Regions from separate parts of the Homo sapiens genome. Here region 2 is linked to region 1. Evidence: read pairs that join two places in POLR2A ChIA-PET (ENCODE). Cell type or tissue: MCF 10A. All regions are shown on one strand. Links, peaks and the distances in the headings refer to the core of each region. The heading gives the core; the rest is flanking DNA. Region 1 overlaps PITX1-AS1 (PITX1 antisense RNA 1). Region 2 overlaps PITX1-AS1 (PITX1 antisense RNA 1).

Region 1 (4,386 bases), core at 239-4,238:
AGAGAATGCTTCCTTAGAGAAGTTACAATTATACCAAGAGACTTCTGCTCCCTTAGGAGGAGCTAGTGAACTTGAACCAACCTCCTACAGAGGATACCTGAAAAAGTCTGAATAAATTCAATTTTCTCAAAAGAATCAAAAAGCTATAACATGGCTAAGAATTACCACACCAAAATTTATAAAAACGTGAGGACATAAAAAAATAAGCCAAACCTTCAAAGCCACATTAGCCCTGAGGACATTTTCTGATCTGGAAGAAGTTGGTGGTGACCTTCTAAAATGAGGGGTACAAAAGTCAAAGTGTCAATTCCACCTATGTAAAATGAGCCCATAAAGGGGTTTACTCCCAGCATGAGGGTGAACTACAAATAAACTAGCCCTCTTGTGAGCCTGTAGCTCCTGTTCAAATAACCCGAGAGTTAAATGAATCTCATGTTTAAATTAACAGACAGCACTCCACAGCCCAGAGGAAGCAAATAAAATCCTCTCTGAATGAATTATTTCTAAAATAATTTAGCATTAATGACCAGCACATAGTCAAAAATAACCAGGCACACAAGGAAATAAGACATCATGAATCAAAATACTGAAACAGATTTACATTTCAGATAACAGAATTTTCTCAGAGTCTATTAAAAAAATTATGTTTATGATGTATAAAAAAATAAAAAACAAGGTAGAAAATATCTACAGGGACAACTGCTCTAAGAACCAAGAGATGAACAGGAGTTAACCAGATGGAAAGGAAAAAGAGAGGGATGTAGGAAGAAAGGCATTCCCAGCAAAGAAGCCAATAGTCTCCGCGTTCTATCCCACCATGAGGCCTCTGTATGTCAGATATTAAGAAAGAGGCCAGCATGGATGGAATGTAGAAAACAAGGGGACAGGGAAATAGTGTGGCATTGAAGAACTGAGATAAGCAGAGGGTGGATTCTGATAAGCATTTTGGCCTCTCTCCTGAAAATAATCATTGAATGTTACCATTGAAGGAGCCTTGAAAGGTTTCAAATAGGAGTTGGGCTAGACAAACTTGGATTTTTGGAGAATTCTAGTCTTCTGCTCAGCTCTGAAAGGACCTTCTCCCCTTTTTCTCTGGAAACTCACACAATCCCAAGATCCATACTGAGCCAACACTATTGCCCCATTGAGCAGGTGGTAACACTGAGACCCTGAGAGAGGCAATGACCTGTTTTAAGGGCCCTGTTGAGTAACCTAGGTCTGTTGGGCTTGCTTCATCTGGGGATACAGCATAGAAAAAAAAGTAGGTGGAGAAGTCTTTGTTAGCAGAGTCAACTAGAGGGTCCCATGACCTGAGGCCTGCTTAGACTAAATATCCGTACCCAGATATGGAGTCTCCCAGCACCATGGCCTTGAGTAGTCTGAGCTCCCCAGCAACATGAATCATACAACCTCAGCTGGCAAGGTAGAGCGTGTGTGTGCGCACACACATGCATGTATACATGGAGAAGGAGGGACAGGGTCTAAGAAGAAGGGCCAAGGTTTTCATCCCCAGTGCTGAACTGAGCCCAGACGTGCAGTATGGGTAAGGTTTCTAGGGAACATTTGCAACCCCTATAAATTGGGCCACATTTTATGGGAGGACAAACATACCTGCCTCCCCAGCAGCTCATGAAGCTCCTCCCTCCTCATGCCAGGTGGGAGGCACCGTAGACACATCACCCACCCAGGGCCCAGCCACTCCCACTCATACACCACTCATTTCTCCCAGGCCTTTGTTCCTGCATGTCCAGGAGCTGCCAGCCTTCTCCTTACTCCACAGCAGGCTCCTAGAGGATCCTGGACAAGTCTTGACCCCATCAGGAGCCAATACCCACCCCCATTCCCTGCTCTGAGGCTGCCAGCGGATCGCTACAGGGGAAGCAGGCAGACCACCATTGGCCCAGGCTCCCCAGGCAGTGGTGGGGCCTTTGAGGGGAAAGTTCATTGCATCAATCAGCTCATTGTTGGCCTGCCAAGTGCAGGCTCGTCCTCCCCCGGTGTGTCACTGGGCGCTGTTGACACAGATGTCAACTGTCAAGGGTGCCCTCCACCCTCCACCTTCTTCCTGGGGCGTCCTGCAGGTCCAGCACAAGGGCCTCTGTCGCAATGCTCCCCACTGGCCCCTTGCAACCAAGATTGCCACACCTTTGGAATTGCCAAAACTTGACTGGATACTTCATCATGCGGATTGGCCATGAAGGCTGCAGCTGACTCGGCCAGGTATGGCAGATACTTGACTGTTTGCCAGATGACAAATCCCAACCGAGTGAAACCTGCAGACTTCACAGTATCTATGGTGCAAGCTTCTTCCCGCCCGCCCAACAGAAGTGGCAGGTGGTAGCTTTCTGGGGCCCATTTCCAGCATGGGAAGGAGGAGTCCACATCCCCACAATCTGTGCATATATGGGCCCAGCCAGCCGGTTAAATCCATGGCAATGACTTAGCTGTCCTTGTTCCCTCCAGACCCATCCCACGCCTGCCTCCAGGAAGGGCTGGGGAGCAGTGAGCACATGGGAATCTGTGCAGTGGGACCCAAGGGGCCCTGTCCCGATTCCTGTCCTTCACTAGTCCCTGGGCACCTCAGGATAGAGGGCAGCTACACTGTGGCAACCCTCAGGCGGAAAAGACCACACAATTGCAGGCATGATGAGGAACCACCAAAATCACTTCATGCTAGGCCCCAAGGAAAGCTGTTAGAACCCAAGGAAAAATATATGATGCACAGGATACTTCACTCCCTAGATCACCATGATTCTGAGTTATTTGTCATGTTTGTGGATTCCAAGTATGTCCACATGCCATGGAGGAGGGAAGTACTTGGGCTCCCAATCTTGATGGAGAAAACATACTTACAAAGAGAGAGAAGAGAGACAGAGAGAGAGAGATTACAGCACAAGGTAGGAAGTGTGTCCAGTGAATGGGTCAATGGAAATCACAAGGAAGGAAAATCACTGTGTGCTGGAGTAGACAAGGAAAGCAGGCTTCCCAGTGGGGCTGGATTTGTTCCAGCATAGCCAGGTGCAATCTAGGAAGCGTGATGGCTTAAGCTAGAAAATGGGGACGAGCATACCACTGTGTGAGGATACTGAGCCTGGAACCACAGACTGGCTGAGACTTTCTGGTGCAACCCACCATCGCCACTGTTGTCCAGGTAGGAAGACCAACGCCTGCAGGTGAAGGGACTTCCCCAAGACCACTCAGTCAAGTGGGAACTGGTGCCCAAGCCTGGATCTGAGGTCAGTGCCCCAGCCACCAACAGAGATTGCTGTACATGGCAGAAGATGATGCCCTGGGCCCTTTCTCAGGACATGCTGTTATGCACATGGCTTATGATCCCTTCCCAAGATCAGGCAGGATTTAGTACCTGGAGCCCAATCCTACAGAGCTGTAGCAAGAGGTTGGGGAGAAAAGACAGGAGTTAGGAGCCAGACAGCACCCTGGCCTAGCTCAGGCCAGGATAGGCTGACAGGATAGGGCTTTAGGTCTTCCCATTTTGAAACCTCTGTGAAATAACTATTTTGAAATCTTGCTCAATTTTGAAATTTCTGCAAGATAAAACCAAATCTGGTTGTGATGAGTTGATACCTTGATCATTGGCCTGGTATGTGGTAAACTGTCTCCCCTGTCCTCATGACCTTGGGGGCTGGCTCTATGAGCCCTACACTGTAGCCTGTCAGCAGGACAGGACCTGGCACAGTGTGGGTCTCTGCCCTGGGAAAATGCTGCCAGTGGGAGTCAGCTGCCTGGCATAACAGAGGAGACACACCTGGACTCCCTCCTCAATGCTCGAGCTCCAGGCCCTGTGTCTATCATGAGGCTGTGGCACATATTAGTATACGATGGACACGTGTTGCCCTTGTGGTCCCAATACCAATTCTAAAAATCATCCAAGCACCTACGGTTTACCTGCCAAATGCCGTCAAGTCCACGGTTTCCTCCTTCCAAAAAGCTCCACCAGTTGAACCAAGGCATTGCTTGGGAAGAACTCTGAGCTGCGCAGACCACAGCCTTGGCCCATGACCCAGGACAATCTTAAAAGAGGCCCAGGGCCCAAAGAAGCTAATTGGCTTGCTTTTCCACTGAAGGGAACAGGTACCCTGGACGCTCCCACAGCCAACCACATAGAGACCATGTGGGAAGCTCCTGGTTTGATGGAAGCCACTGACTTTTCTTTCTAGAAAGTCCTTCAGAGAGCACATCTTCTCACCCCCACCTCATCATACCTTGAATATGGGGCTGCTGCAGTGAAGAATATCCCAGAAGGCCAGCCTATTTTTTAAGTCAACATTTCTTCCCTGGGACAGAACAACCAATGAGGCCAAGATGAGGATCTACACAGGTGAAGTGGTCAAGAGTACCCAGGGCTGGTATAGATGACGTGGAAGT
Region 2 (4,386 bases), core at 249-4,248, 50 kb after region 1:
TGCTGGACCTGCCATCAGTGTTGGTAGGTGGCTCAAAGAGGCCCCAAGCAGGTGAGAACACCACCAGGGAAGAGGAAGGAGTAAGGCAGTCTAGCAATAAGAATTCATTGAGCATCTGCCAAAAACAAGGTGCAGTAAGAGGACTGGAGAGAAATCAAACCTTCAAAAGCAACAGCCAACCCTGTGGTGCTCCTGGCTCAGAGGGGCCTCCCTGACAAAGACAGATGCTCAGCCTGCCCCACAGGGCCTTGAACCCCACTCTGAGGCTCATTTTAAAGAGTCCAAAGCATTGTCTGGCTCCCAATCAAGGAAGACCCTGAGCTAAGCTAGTCTCCCACATGGCTCTGCCCTCCTTGGCCCAGCCCTGGCCCCCCAGCTGCAGCATGAGCCCCAGCAGGTGTCTCCAAGCTCTGAGGTCACCTCTGCCCAGCTCCAGGACAAACCCCTGCCACATTCATGGAACACCTCTGGGCACTCGCTGCCCTGCCTGGGGACCTCAGTCTTGAGGCAGCATCAGGAGTGGAGTGGAGGACATGGTGGGGAGCAGGGAACCTGTGGGTCATGAGAGCTCTTAGGGACCCAGAAGGTCCCACGTGCATACCCAACCAAGACCACCTTCCTACGGTCAGGAGACCCCGCAGGACCCTCAAGGGTGGCCAGAGAGGCCTTGATCTTCTGCAGGAAATGAAACAGTCCTGTCCTGGGTTCAAGTTGTGAGCCTGGCCCTTAACCAGCTTCCAGTAGGCCCCTGGTTCGCAACTTCCTTTTCTGAAATTAGTGGGGTCAGGCTGCACAGGGTTTCTGTGAGGAGCAGAGGAGATAAAGCGATCGTCTGGTGGGTATGCCAGACCCTTCTCTCTGTGCCTGAGTCCTCTCGCTGCCCAGCCATCCTGGAGGCAGGTCACCGGCCCCAGAGCCAGGGCAGTGCTCTTTTGTAAGGTGAATAAGAGTCAAACCAAAGTCTGTCGTGGGAAGATTCCTGGCAGGAAGGAGGCCCTCGCATCCCCCTATGATGAGGGCCAGGAGGAACATCTTTCCCAGGTGCCACCAGGACAGAATTCCCTCTTTGATTAACTCTCTCTAGGGGAGGAGGAAACAACCCCTCTCCCCTCGGCCCCCAGCAAACAAGGTTGCGCCAGCCAGGACATACTTCCACAGACTGTAAACCAGGGCCCAACCCACTGCAGAGCAGGGCGTGCTGCGGTGCGGGCAAGGCGACCTCGGCAGCTGGATGGCTTCTTGACAGTTATTGGCAGGGCCTTGCTACTGAGGACGAGCGGGGGAAGGGGAAAAGGAAGAAAGCCAATTTTGTTTCGATTGCTGCTGACAGCTGTCCATAGGAAAGCGGAGGCGTGTGCCCACGTAATCTAAACTCGAGCAGCCCAGGTCTCCCCTCAACCCAGAAATGAGCTTGTTAGAAGAGCCTGGATCCCGGCCGTTTCCCTTGACAGCTTCCTTCCCCTAATACACGCAGCAAATTGGCAACCTGTCCTCGGGCATTTGCATCCTGCGTCCCTGGAGGGAGATATCTCTATTATTCTGTTTTGGATAAAGGAGGCTGTTTGAGATGACAGGTAGCAAAGGCCTCTTTAATAAACCACACAAGCAGCCAGAGAGAGCCAGGCTGTGGAGAGGGACTTGACAAATAGGTAAATTTGCAACCCGGGAGCATAAGCAGGGCCAGTCAGAGCCATGAGCAAGGGAATGTTGGGGCTGAGATAAATCACCCCCTTGTTATTCTGGTTTAACCCTCTCACTGCTGGAGCCTCTGTCCACTCCCACCTCCATGAGGCAGCCTCAGGAAATGGACTTACACATCACTTTCTGGCCACAGACCTGCAAGCTGCAACTTGATTCTCTGAGCTCATCTCCTAGCCATGGTGTGGCAAAACTTCCATGGCAGTCTGCAGATCTTTAACAAATGGCCCCTGCCTTTTCCTCATCTCTATCCCAGTCTCTACTGCGGCTAAATCTGCTGTTTTTTCAATAATCCCAATTTTAAGACAAATAAACATTTACTGAGCACTAATCATGCTCCTCTTGTCTTGCCCCAAGTCACAGAAGCTCATTCCCCTCTCTTGTTTCATTTCCCTTGATGCAACTATTTACTCCATTGTACAAACAGCTTCTTGTTCAATTTTCTCTTTCTGGGCCCAATCTTCTCCCCCTTTCCTTAATCCAAAGGAGCTGGGCCTAGGATTTGGGTTCCCTCCAGTGGCGTGCTGGTAAATGTTTAACAGCCAACTTTCTGAGAAAATAAATAAACACCTGATTTGTAGTGTTTGCCAATTTCTGTGGTGTAAATACTCCCACTTGGCTGGTTTCAAGCTTCCAACGAGATGTCACTGAACTCAGAGATGGGAAGAAATATGCATAATCTGCATGTGAGAGCTGGCTCCAATACCCGACTGATTCTGTTTCTCCTTAGTCCCATCTCCTTCCCCTCAGCCCACAGAAAAACACTTCCAACCCTGAAATTCAGTGAACACACACACACACACAGAAACCTCTTCTGCTGACCCCAGCCATATCCTCCCACAAATGACTCCGCCCAAATGAACAACAAGCCCTTCACCAGTACCACACGGAGAGCTCTTCACCTCTGACATCCCGGATTCAATTCACTGCTCTATCACTTAAGAATATCGCTGTGACTTTGGGTACATTCCATAACCTCTCTGTGCCTTAGTTTCGACACCTCTAATGGAAATCTTAGCTCGTGAGGGAATGTGAGAGTTAAATGAGGCCATGTGTGGCACAGTGCCTGGCACACAGTAGATGCTCAAGAATGTTGGCAATCCTCCTCATCTCTGATCTGAACACAGCAGGATGCTCCCACTTCCTTACCCAAGGGGTTTGCCACAACCCTGCCAAGGGTTGCCCAAGCAGGACCATGGGTTTGTTTGCTTCTCAAGGGCAAATAGATGCAGTTGTGCTTGGGCCCAGGGTAGAGCCATGAATTCCTGCTCACCTCCACTTCCTACAACACCTACTCTCCCAACGTGGCTCTGGTGCATCTGCTCACCATGGCTGTGCATTACAATCACCTGGGAAGCTTGACAAACTACTCATGCCTGAGCTTCCCATCCCCACCCCATTCTGATTGAATACGTCTGGGGTGCTGTCTGAGCATCGGGATTTTTTTATCTCTCCAGCTGATTCTCATGTGCAGTCAGTCAATGTTGAGAACCTGGTGAAGACTGATGTGCAGGACTACTCAAAGTAGCAGCTCAACATGACTGGGAGAGCTCGGCTTTTGCTCCCAGCAGGCTCTGGCCTGAGGCCGCCTTCAGATGCCTTCTTCCTAGTGCCATAACTTCAGGCCAGTGGACCCCTGTGGCATGGACCCACAGATACTATGTTGCAGAGGGGATTCCAACAACCAATGAAGCCCAGGACCAGGGTCTGTAAGAACTCCCTGACCAGGAATTCTGGGGCTTCATGCAACCATCCATGTGTGTCTAGTTCAAATGCCTTGTCCCTTTCCTGTTCCAAGAACCAAGACTGGGCTGTAGTGGTGTGAAAAGCGCTGTGGGGAATTGTGCCTGCCCATCCTACCTGACTCTATGCTATGGCCTCACTTAAGGGCAGCAAACACAAATACAGGAGACTGGGGCTAATTTTCCAACTCAACCAAGAACAAGTCTTCCAGAGTCCTCCCAGGCACTGTTTGGGCAGGTGGCCAAAACACAAAGTGTCCCCTGTGAAAAAGGAAGTGGCATTGTTGGTGTCCCAACATGTTTTCTACAGATTGCTATAGTTCTGTAGATGGTCATCAGGCATACAGGAGGGGCATGCTTAGATTCAAATATATTTGAAGGAAGCTAGATGAGAGAAAGTTAAATCAGTTTCTTTACTGAAGGACTTCTCACAGCCTTTGATATAATAATGTGCATGAGGATTCTCCAAGACAGTAGATAAGATACAGTATTTTCCAAACATATTAGACTATGGAACCCTTTTCCCACGTAGTATCTCCCAGGACCAGCGAGCCACAAAACATATCTGTGAAAGGCTCAAGAATAGCTAAGGTGGGCCGGGCACGGTGGCTCATGCCTGTAATCCCAGCACTTTGGGAGTCCGAGGCAGGCGGATCGTGAGGTCAGGAGATCGAGACCATCCTGGCTAACACGGTGAAACTTCGTCTCTACTAAAAATACAAAAAAATTAGCCAGGCCTAGTGGCATGTGCCTGTAGTCCCAGCTACTCGGGAAGCTGAGGCAGGAGAATCTCTTGAACCCGGAAAGTGGAGGTTGCAGTGAGCCGAGATTGCGCCACTGCACTCTAGCCTGGGTGACAGTGAGACTCTGTCTCCGAAAAAAAAAAAAATAGCTAAGGTGGCTAACACAGGCACTGCCATAGCATCAGCCAGAAGATGAGCCTGCC

What was found. ChIA-PET counts read pairs that join two places held together with the same protein. Peaks named below come from ENCODE experiments on the same cell type or tissue, not always from the same donor. Only the 100,000 strongest peaks of a DNase experiment are listed, where the experiment ranks them.
Region 2: POLR2A ChIA-PET joins it to region 1 with 5 read pairs; 5 of 35 experiments call an interaction of 5 or more read pairs at or near these places.

The regions. Positions count from the first base shown.
Region 1 is chr5:135,154,640-135,159,025 of GRCh38, reverse strand. The region is part of intron 2 of PITX1-AS1 (PITX1 antisense RNA 1); the gene reads right to left. Among named protein-coding and RNA genes, the nearest start is that of LINC02900, 91 kb to the left of the region's middle. In MCF 10A, for the core only: no CTCF peak of the experiment used is centred there; DNase peaks (open chromatin) are centred at 1,725 and 2,195.
Region 2 is chr5:135,104,225-135,108,610 of GRCh38, reverse strand. All of the region lies in intron 2 of PITX1-AS1 (PITX1 antisense RNA 1), which reads right to left. Among named protein-coding and RNA genes, the nearest start is that of EPIST, 66 kb to the right of the region's middle. In MCF 10A, for the core only: no CTCF peak of the experiment used is centred there; a DNase peak (open chromatin) is centred at 1,830.